Regions from separate parts of the Homo sapiens genome. Here region 1 is linked to region 2. A link is a contact called in ENCODE Hi-C or POLR2A ChIA-PET data. All regions are on one chromosome and are shown on one strand. The core of a region is the stretch at or near the end of the contact, and the rest is flanking DNA. Distances in the headings are between cores, read along the strand shown.

What was found. A loop is a pair of places that touch in the nucleus more often than their neighbours do. ChIA-PET counts read pairs that join two places held with the same protein, here RNA polymerase II (POLR2A). Pooled maps may share reads with other maps.
Region 1: POLR2A ChIA-PET joins it to region 2 with 10 read pairs in WTC11. The contact joins two enhancer-like sites. A Hi-C loop is called at or near these places in 2 of 37 single-sample maps with no recorded cell type and 1 of 50 pooled maps. POLR2A ChIA-PET finds 5 or more read pairs at or near these places in 4 of 52 experiments (GM12878, T-cell, WTC11 and 1 more).

The regions. Positions count from the first base shown.
Region 1 is chr13:40,678,994-40,684,351 of GRCh38, reverse strand. No RefSeq gene overlaps it. Among named protein-coding and RNA genes, the nearest start is that of FOXO1, 15 kb to the right of the region's middle. RefSeq lists enhancers at 2,149-2,913, 2,914-3,678, 3,679-4,443. Within about 2 kb of position 2,476, at least 3 of the 41 ENCODE cell types and tissues checked have a DNase peak (open chromatin) inside an H3K27ac peak, as active enhancers do.
Region 2 is chr13:40,636,482-40,641,491 of GRCh38, reverse strand. All of the region lies in intron 1 of FOXO1 (forkhead box O1), which reads left to right. Among named protein-coding and RNA genes, the nearest start is that of FOXO1, 28 kb to the left of the region's middle. Within about 2 kb of position 3,736, at least 2 of the 41 ENCODE cell types and tissues checked have a DNase peak (open chromatin) inside an H3K27ac peak, as active enhancers do.

The sequences.
Region 1 (5,358 bases), core at 1,227-3,726, 44 kb before region 2:
GAGACCGGGAGTTCGAGACCAGCCTGGCCAACATGGTGAAACCCCATCTCTACTAAAAATATTAAAATAAATAAAAATTTTAAAAAACAAAGCAAATGGCTGGGTGCAGTGGCTCATGCCTGTAATCCCAGGACTTTGGAAGGCCAAAGTGGGTGGATCACCTAAGGCCAAGAGTTCGAGACCAGCCTGACCAATATGGTGAAACCCCGTCTCTACTAAAAATACAAAAATTAAAATTAGCTGGGTGTGATGGCAGGCGCCTATAGTCCCAGCTACTTGGGAGGCTGAGACAGGAGAATTGCTTGATCACGGGAGGTAAAGGTTGCAGTGAGCCAAGATCACGCCACTGTTCTCCAGCCTGGGCAAGAGAGAGACCCCGTCTCAAAAAAAAAAAAAAAAAAAAGGTAAAGTATTTATGTTACCTTAAGATATTATAAAAATGAAACTGCAGGGCACGGTGGCTCACGCCTGTAATCCCAGCACTTTGGGAGGCCGAGGCGGGAGGACTGCCTGAGCTCAGGAGTTCGAGACCAGCCTGGGCAACACGGTGAAACCCCATCTCTACTAAAGTACAAAAAATTAGTCAGGCGTAGCAGTGTGCGCCTGTAATCCCAGCTACTCAGGAGGCTGAGGCAAGACAATTGCTTGAACCTGGGAGGTGGAGGTTGCAGTGAGACGAGATCACGCCACTGCACTCCAGCCTGGGCGACAGAGCGAGACTGCATCTCAAAAAAAAAAAAAAGAAAGAAAAAGAAAAAAATTTTGGCTGGGCGAAGTGGCTCACCTCTGTAATCCCACCACTTTGGGAGGCCAAGGCAGGTGGATTACGAGGTCAGAAGTTCAAGACCAGCCCGGCCAACATGGTGAAACCCCATCTCTACTAAAAATACAAAAATTAGCTGGGTGTGGTGGCACGTGCCTGTGATCCCAGGTACTTGGGAGGCTGAGGCAGAATTGCTTGAACCTGGGAGGTAGAGGTTGCGGTGAGCCAAGGTCATGCCACTGCACTCCAGCCTGGGCTACAGAGCGAGACTCCATCTCAAAAAAATAAAAATAAAAATAAGACAAATGTTAAAGGCACATAAAAGGCTCTTTTTTTTTTTGACTTTTCTGAATTTTATTACCTTTTCTCTAAAAGTTAACTTTTTTGCAAATGGCTATTAATGTCATATACCAGTAGAGGGCGATAAAACATTACTTTTTAGTATTATCTTAAAACTACTTTTACCAGAGTGGAAAAAGAATTTTTGGATAACTTTTCTTTTGCCCCTTCACAAAAGAAAACGATCGAAGACACTAGCAAGATGGAGAAACATAGTTCAATGGGAAGATCAAAAGTAACAGACAGATTACCATGACCTAAATTTGCAGAAGGGAGAATCATCATCTGTGTAAAAACTATAGTGACAGCTCTGTTTAGATTGGTTTATGTCTCAGGGAGACCGCCTTTTGTGCTAGCTCTCTGACACTGCATAACAACTGTGGGCAATTACGTATGGAAATCCTTCAAGCTGAAACAAATTGCAAAACTTAAGTGCACTTAGTCTGTTGTACCTTTTGTGGATCTAGAATACGTAACTTTAAAAATCTAGATTGTAATAGCTTCTAGATAGATGACAGTTTGGGCGTGAACCATTTAGCCATCCACTTGTGGTATGGCAGGAGTATATGGTGAGGAGTGGCCAGCTAACATTCTCAGGGGTCGGGGTGCCATGTTTACGTGGGCAGGCTTGATTCCTGGAAGCCGAGCTCATTTACCAGAAGAGCAGCCAATACCATGAATAAATCTGGTCCTGAAAAAGTAAATGCTCTGTTTCTTGGATTATTTATTTATATCAGATGGAGGGGGACAAGAAAGCTTATGCCTTTCCCTGTGGCCATGCAGCGCATGTGAGAATGTGCACTATGGCCGGCGCGGTGGCTCACGCCTGTAATCCCAGCACTTTGGGAGGCCGAGGCAGGTGGATCACCTGAGGTCAGGGGTTTGAGACCAGCCTGGCCAACATGGTGAAACCACATCTCTACTAAAAATACAAAAAAAAAATTAGCCAGGCATGGTTGGGGGCGGGTGCCTGTAATCCCAGCTACTTGGGAGACTGAGGCAGGAGAATTGCTTGAACTCGGGAGATGGAGGTTGCAGTGAGCCCAGATCATGCCATTACACTCCAGCCTGGGCGACAAAAGTGAAACTCTGTCTCAAAAAAATGTAAAAAAAAAAAAAAAAGAGAGAGAGATAGAATGTGCACTGTATTTAGCCTAGCCTGTGGCATTTTGTTTTGCAAATTTTAGTAGTATGGAAGTAAACTATCAGCATAAGAAAAAAGAAAATTCCTATGGCTCTGAATATGTTAGGATTTCTATCAAACACAGGGCCCAGCCCAGCCAGTTCCCAGTGGGGTAGGCTCGGCCCTTGGTCCCTACCAACACATTGACTGCTCTCCCCACAAGGTGATTTCACTGCACTGGACACAAGATGAGATGGTTTAGATGCTGGCACTGGAGCAGCTGCAGTAATGTGAGCTGAAAGGAATGCAGTTGTATGTCGAGAGTGCCAATTTCCAAAGCAGGTTCTTGAAAGGCTGTTTCTCTTCGTATGGTGAGGGACCTGTGCTGTTATCAAGACTAGGAAGGAAGGAGATTCATTAAATGTCATCATCAGCCTGAACAGGTGGTTGGCAAAGGAACGGAAAGCACGGAGATGAAGTTTTAGAGATCGGGGTGATTGCTGGCAACTAACATTATCAACTGTGATTCCAAGAGGCCCCAACTGTGGGAGGCCTGGAGGAAGCCACAGAGGTTATCTGGAGGGCCAGAGCTTACAATCTGGTTGGACTGGATCCAGCTGAATCCATCTGAGGCCAGCTCCAGGAAAGGCAGGTCTGGTATCAAGATGTACAGCAGACCATGGTGGGTGGGGAGCTCAAATTGTACTTACGGGCAACTGGGTGTGGGGAGGAGGGTTGTATGGCTCTGCAAGCATAGACCAGATCCTATGGCTATCCCCACATGAGATAGCGGGAGGATATCCTATGGGAGTTAGCCATAGGATCTGGTCTAAGCTTAACTTGAATTTCAATAGGCTGCCTTTTCTTTTCAATGAGCCCTCCTCACGAATACTTTGCATCCAAAAACTTTCTCCTTCTAATGTTCTAAGGGCTGCCAGCTGCCTCGGGCAGGCTCTCCAGAAGCCTAGGGAAGAGATACAGGGGTCAGGGAAGCATGAGTTGGGACCTCTTTTTTCTCCTATTCTTACCTGTGTTCAGCCTGGTTTACTGAAAGCAAGAGGTAATGAGCCTTTGTGGATGGGTGTGGCTGAATCATTGTGCGTTACCGATACAAGATGATCTGGAAGAAGCCCCTGATGGAACCTAAGGCCCTGGTGGAGTTTCTTTGAATATCATCAGAGGGAACTTGAGACCCGAGATACAGAGGGGACTGCAAACAGGCCTGCAGTGCCTGGGGCTGATTCCACAGGCAAGCACCTGTATCATTATCTCAGGCGACCCCCACAGCAGGAAGATATTATTATGCCAAGTACTCAGATAATGAAACTGCCTGGAGGAATAAGGAGTAGAGCCTGAATTTGAATTTACCACTTTGTCCTGCTGAGTGGTTGGTGAGGGAGGGGTAATAAGCATTAGAGCTATTAACTAAGGAAGCAGCATGGATTACTGGTTAGAAGCAAAGCCGTGGCTCTAGCCTGCCTGGGTTTGTATCCCAGCTGTGCAAGTAACCAACCTCCCTGTGCCTCAATTTCCAATCACACCTGCCCAGTAGGGTCTTGTGAAGATTAAATGAGTTTATATAGAAAAGTGCTTAGAGGCTGGGTGCGGTAGCTCACGCCTATAATCTCAGCACTTTGGGAGGCCAAGGCTGGCAGATCACTTGAGGTCAGGAGTTTGAGACCAGCCCGGCCAACATGGTGAAACCCTGTCTCTACTAAAAATACAAAAGTTAGCTGGGCGTGGTGGCATGTGCCTGTAATCCCAGCTACTCGGGAGGCTGAGGCAGGAGAATTGCTTGAACCCGGGAGGTGGAGGTTGCAGTGAGTCGAGAGTCGAGATCGCGCCACTGCACTCCAGACTGGGCGACAGAGCAAGACTCCATCTCATTAATAAATAAATAAATAAATGAATAAATAAATAAATAAATAAATAAATAAGCTTAGAACAATACCTGGCACATAGTAAGTCAGTTTTCCTGTATGGTGCTGACTGTGCCGCTTTGTTAAACAACTACGCATTAGAAGAGTGGGTTTGGTTGAGACTGCCTCTAAAATTAGTGCTTTATTTGCTTAACTGCCTCCCTGAATTAGGGTCCTTTCATTCCTCATTTGAATGTTAAAAACCTAACCTATGTTTGGAAAAACATAATTGATCATACAGTCATTGTAATTTGCGAGGGCTGCCCTAACAAAATACTACAGACTGTGTGGCTTAAACAACAGAAATTTATTTTCTCACAGTCTGGAGTCCAAGATCAAAGTGCCAGCAGGTTTGCTTTCTCCTGAGGCCTTGCTCCTTGGTTTGCTGACGGCTGCCTTCTCCCTGTTCTCACATGGTCTTTCCCCTGTGCAGGCATCCTTGGCGTCTGTGCATCCAAATCACCCTTTCTTATGAGGACAGAGGTTTGACTGGTAAGGCCTAGCCTAACGGTCTCATTTTAACTTAGTCACCTTTCTAAAGGGCCTGTCTCCAAATATAGTCATATTCTGCCGTAGTGGGAGTTAGACATTTAGCATATGAACTTGGGGAGGAAGAACACAATTCAGACCAGAATAATCAGGTTCCTTGAGGGAAAAAAAAGAATTTAGATGTGCTAACATCAGTCAAAGAATGACGAGTATCATTGAAAGGAAGAATTTGAGTGCCTGGGAGCAGCCTGGTCACTGGTGGGTATCAGAGCTCATGATCATGTGTATGTTTGAGAACCGCAGCACGCTTCGGGTTTTCAGTTGAGTAAGAAATAATTATTTAAAAAATTTCCCTAGCTTTTTTCTCTTGTTCTTTTTCTCAGCCAGCTAAGAGAAGAGGGAATGTGGCACAGGGCTCGTGGAGGGAGGTAAGTTAAGTGTCTACTCTGATCCAGCCCAAGAAAGGCCCTTGAATAGCTCCAGGAAACAAAAGAAAGTACTTTATCCATTATGACCATTTTAATAAAATCTCCATCGCGACCCATTTAAAAATAATTTTTCATCCAGGCACAGTGGCTCATGCCTGTGATCTCAGTATTTTGGAAGGCCGAGGTAGGAGGATCACTTGAGGCTAGGAGTTTTAGACCAGCCTGGGCAGTACAGTGAGACCTCATATCTATAAAAACATTAAAAAATTAGCCCAGTGGCCAGGCGCGGTGGCTCAC
Region 2 (5,010 bases), core at 2,487-4,986:
GTCTTACTGGCTCATCCAGCTAGTTAACTAGACTCTTAAAGATGAAAAATATATAATGATATATATATATATGATATATATAATGAGATATAATGAGATTTATGTCAAAGTATTAGTGAATTGTTCTCTAAGGAGAATAATTCAGGTGTGTTTGTGGTGATGATTAATGAGCGGTTGGGAGGAGTTGACCAAGTAACCCTGTCGTGGCTCAGGGTGTGGTGAAGAGGAGTTGCCTGTGGTTTCCTCACCAGATGGATAGGAAGGCTCTATTTAGTTGGCTTCACTGTTGGCTCTGTCACCCCCTACACATACTGCCTAGAAGACGGAGGAAAAGAACCTCCTTTTACGGGGAATGGAAACTTGTCCTTGTTGTTGCTGTGGGGTTGGCACATAGAAATAACAAACACTGGCCGGGCACGATGGCTCACGCCTGTAATCCTAGCACTTTGGAGGGCCAAGGCGGGTGGATCACTTGAGGTCAAGAGTTTGAGACCAGCCTGGCCAACATGGTGAAATCTTGTCTCTACTAAAAATACAAAAATCAGCCGGGTATGGTGGCAGGTGCCTGTAATCGCAGCTACTTGGGAGGCTGAGGCAGGAGAATGGCTTGAACCCAGGAGGCAGAGGTTGCAGTAAGCCGAGATTGTGCCATTGCACTCCAGCCTGGGAAACAGAGCAAAAACTCTGTCTCAAACAACAACAACAACAACAACAACAACAACAACAACAACAAAAGAAATAACAAACACTGACCTGTTTGGACAGAAAATACTTTGTTCTTGGGGTGAGCTTAAGCTTCAGGAAGGCTACTGATACTTTAGTTAAGGGACGAGGACAAAAAGAAATCCTTAAGCTTTCATCCACATTTTACTAAGAACAGGTCAGTCCTTCCCATTAGGTACTGTCTCTATTGCATGCACAGGAAACTGAGGTGAAGAGAAGCGAAGTGACCTGCTCCAGACTGAGGTCCTGAGACTCAGGGCTTGGGGGATGCTAAAGCCGCCCTTCTAACTGGATCATCAGATGAGCAGAATAGCGCCCAGGAGCGCCCTCATTGAGAAAGTCTTTTGGTTTTGCTTTGGACGATACTTAGAGAGAGAGAGTGTAGTGTAGTTCAGAGGCAGTGGTAACCAGGGCTACCTTCAGAGCCAGACATTGCTTGGCTTAGGACTCTGCTTCCAAATAATGTTCATCGTCCCTCCCTTTCCCTTTCCTTATCCTTTAAAAGAAATCACAGTGACCTAAAGCAATTCTTTTAATTCCCTTTACATATGATGCTTGCATGAAGTGTGTGGCCCTTTAGCTTTTTCTTGAGTAATTGGTTCCTAATAGATGGACAGGATTTGTGCTATTTTAGTGTAGGATTATCTAGAGTTTTTAATGTTTGTTTTATTCAAGGAGTGGAATCTATGGCCCTGTGGGGGCAGAGGTTCTGTAGTGTTTAGAACCTTGAGTATTGTCACAAATCCGTTCAAGCTTGTTTAACTTAACCTTGGACAAATTAACATTTAAGGATAGGTTTTCTCACATGTATAATGAGGATAGCACTTGCTAAGATTGTCGTGAGGATTGAGGGATTGGGTTTGCCACATAAGGCAAAGGTTGCTCTCTCCCGTTCTCAGTCGTTTTATTTTCGAAGATTTTTCAGATAGAAGGGAGAAAGGAAAAAACTTCTAATTAGGTCTAAATTCTTCCTCTGCTAAAGACTGGGCTAGTGGTTCTCAGCTGGTCCCTCTGACATTTGGCAATTCAAGAAACATCTTTTGTTGTCACAGCTTGGGTGGGGATGTGTTGCTACTGGCATCTAGTGATTAGAGATCAGGGGTGCTGCTAAACACCGTGCAAAGCACAGGACCGACCTCCCATAACAGAGAATTATCTGACCAGTAGTGCTGGCCACTATGTGTGTCAGTAGTGCTGAAGTTGTGAAACCCTCCCTGCTCTAGACAAAATTAGTTTATTTTTTTCCTGCATGAAAATGCCTTTGTTGCTTAGTGAGTGATTTTGAACTATTGGAATAAAAAACTGAGAGAATTCCTAACTTAGTTACTAGTGTTTTTATTTACTGCACCTAAAACTAGAAGAATGACGTGTAGGGCTCTGGACTACTGACAGGCGACCCTGTGGTAGGGCCAAGCAGGGTTAGACTGTCAGAGGGTCTGACCTCCTATTCCATCAGCCCTGAGGCTTGTGACCTCTGAAGAGATGAGTCACTCTGCTGGCTCTTGAACCTTCTCCATATCCCTGCTTCCCTTTTCATTGTCTTAGTAACTGTTGTTGTTTTTTTTTTTAAAGACAGAGTTTCCCTCTTGTTGCCCAGGCTGGAGTGCAGTGGCACTATCTGATCTCAGCTCACTGCAACCCCCTGCTCCCGGGTTCAAGCGATTCTCCTGCCTCAGCCTCCCAAGTAGCTGGGATTACAGGCACGCACCACCACACCTGGCTAATTTTTGTATTTTTAGTAGAGACGGGGTTTTACCATGTTGGTCAGGCTGGTCTCGAACTCCTGACGTCAGGTGATCCACCCGCATTGGCCTCCCAAAGTGCTTGGATTATAGGCGTGAGCCACCGTGCCTGGCCTTAGTGACTGTTCTGGAGTTACAGAGGTGGTGCGCTGCCCTGCCCCCCTTCCTTCCATTTCAGAACTTCCAGTGATGGTCTGAAGTTTCTACTGCCTTCAGTGCCTCATCACAGTATGAATACAGTGCCCATCCTTCTGATGACCACTTCTCACCACTGTCGTGAGTGGGCATGTATTTTCCTAGGACCATTGCCACCTTCTGAAACCTTAGGCCCCCTCCTCCTCCTCCCAGACTGCCTATTTTGCTGCCTTTTTTGTGAAGCTTGTTGTCTTGATTTCCTCCCCAATTGAATGGGATTTCTCTGTTTCCTTTGATTCCCCCCTTAACAGGTGTGCTCTCTCTTGGAACTTTTTGTGAGTTAGTCTCTCGCCCCCAAATCTCATTGGACTGTAAGCTTTTAAGGGCAGAATTCTATTTACTTTTCCTTTCTGGTCCCAGGAAACATCTTAATATTTAGTTTCTCACACACAATGGGAATGAAACAGACATTTAAAAATGACAAATTTTAGCTTTTTTTTTTGTTGGAGAAGCAAAAATGTATTCTTTCATATAATGTCTTCCTTACATCACTTCAACGTTCCTCTATAAGTTATCTCCTTATGGTGATGATGGTGATGCCAGAGGTTCTCATCTGGCTTGACATGTTTTTCTAGTGCATCCTTTTAAATTACTAGGTCCTTAAATTAAATGATCTGGTTCACTGCTGTCATTGTACTAAACTGACCCTAAACCAATCCTTGCTGTTCCTAAATTTAGAAACAGAAAGAACCTTCACAGCATTCCAGCCTTTCTGCCACTGAAGTCTACTGACAGAAAAACCAAATTTCAAGAATTTTTTAAAATACAAAAACTTTTAAGTGGGTAGACATATCACTGTTAACTCAGTAGTGGACTGTTGGCAGTAAAATGTGTACTACAGCTTGCAAATGACCCTAAGTGTGGTGCCTCCAGTATCTTAGTCTCATCTGTAATACAGATAAACATGAACTTTTTCTGCAGTTCTGTATAGTATTGCTTATCTAAATAACCAGTTATTCCCATAAAGTGAGTAGTTGCTGAGGAAGTCAGTATAGTAGAGTGCGTAAGTGCTTCGGTTTGCCGGTCACACTGCCTGGGTGGAGTTCTGCCTTCAGTGCTTACCAACTTTATCACTTGGGCAGTTGACCTCCTGTGCTGCTCTTTACTCGTGTGAAGAATGTAAATAGTAACTCTTATAGGTTGTTGTGAGAATTGAACAAAACATAAAATGTGTTCTAGAGTAGCGTTTGCTGTGTAGGAAGTGTTTTATAAATGGTAGCTATTATTATCATTACTTTGGTGAAGTACAGATTATATATAGAAAGCAGAAAATAGAAGGCTGACATTTTTTGAGTTGGTTAAAATTTGATAGCTAGGAAGACGTAAGGTTGAGGGTGAAATCCCAGCAGGACCTATTGTAACCTTTTTTTTTTTTTTTTTTTTTTTTTGTGATGGAGTCTCACTCTGTTGCCCAGGCTGGAGTGCAGTGGCACGATCTTGGCTCACTGCAACCTCCGCCTCCCGGGTTCAAGCTATTCTCCTGCCTCAGCCTCCTGAGTAGCTGGGACTACAGGCACGTGTCACCATGCCCGGCTAATTTTTTGTATTTTTAGTAGAGACGGGGTTTCACCGTGTTAGCCAGGATGGCCTCAATCTCCTGACCTCCTGATCCGCCTGCCTTGGCACTCCCAAAGTGCTGAGATTACAGACGTGAGCCACCGCGCTCGGCCATAAGCTTTTTACATGGGATCAATTGCCACTGCCACCAGAAAGGCTGTCACAGTGTTGAGTTGGGGTATCTTTCTGTCAAGTTTGAATCCAACCTTCCTCCACTTGTGAATGAAGTTCTTAATCTTCATGCCTCAGTTTCCTCATTTGTAAGTTGGTGCAATAATGATCAAGGGTTGTTATGAGAGCTACATAAATTAATAATACATGGTAAGGTGCCTAAAGAACAGTACCTAGCGCATAGTATTCAGGAAAAGTCACTGTTTATAATTACAGTAGTTTATTCAGCCTAGCACTTGTACTCCACCAGGTATTGTGCTAGGCTTCTTGTTATTTCCTTCTTTTAAAACAATATTATTATTATTTTTTGGCCAGGTGTGGTGGCTCACGCCTGTAATCCCAGCACTTTGGGAGTCCAAGGCGGGTGAATCACCTGAGGTCAGGAGTTTGAGACCAGCTACTAAAAATACAAAAGTCAGCTGGGTGTGGTGGTGCATGCCTGTAATCTCAGCTACTTGGGAGGCTGAGACGGGAGAATCATTTGAACCCAGGAGGTGGAGGTTGCAGTGAGCTGGGATTGTGCCACTGCACTCCAGCCTGGGCAACAAAGAGTGAAACTCTGTCTCAAAAAAAAAAAAAAAAAAAAGTTTTTGAAAAATAGAAATGGGATCTTGCTATATCG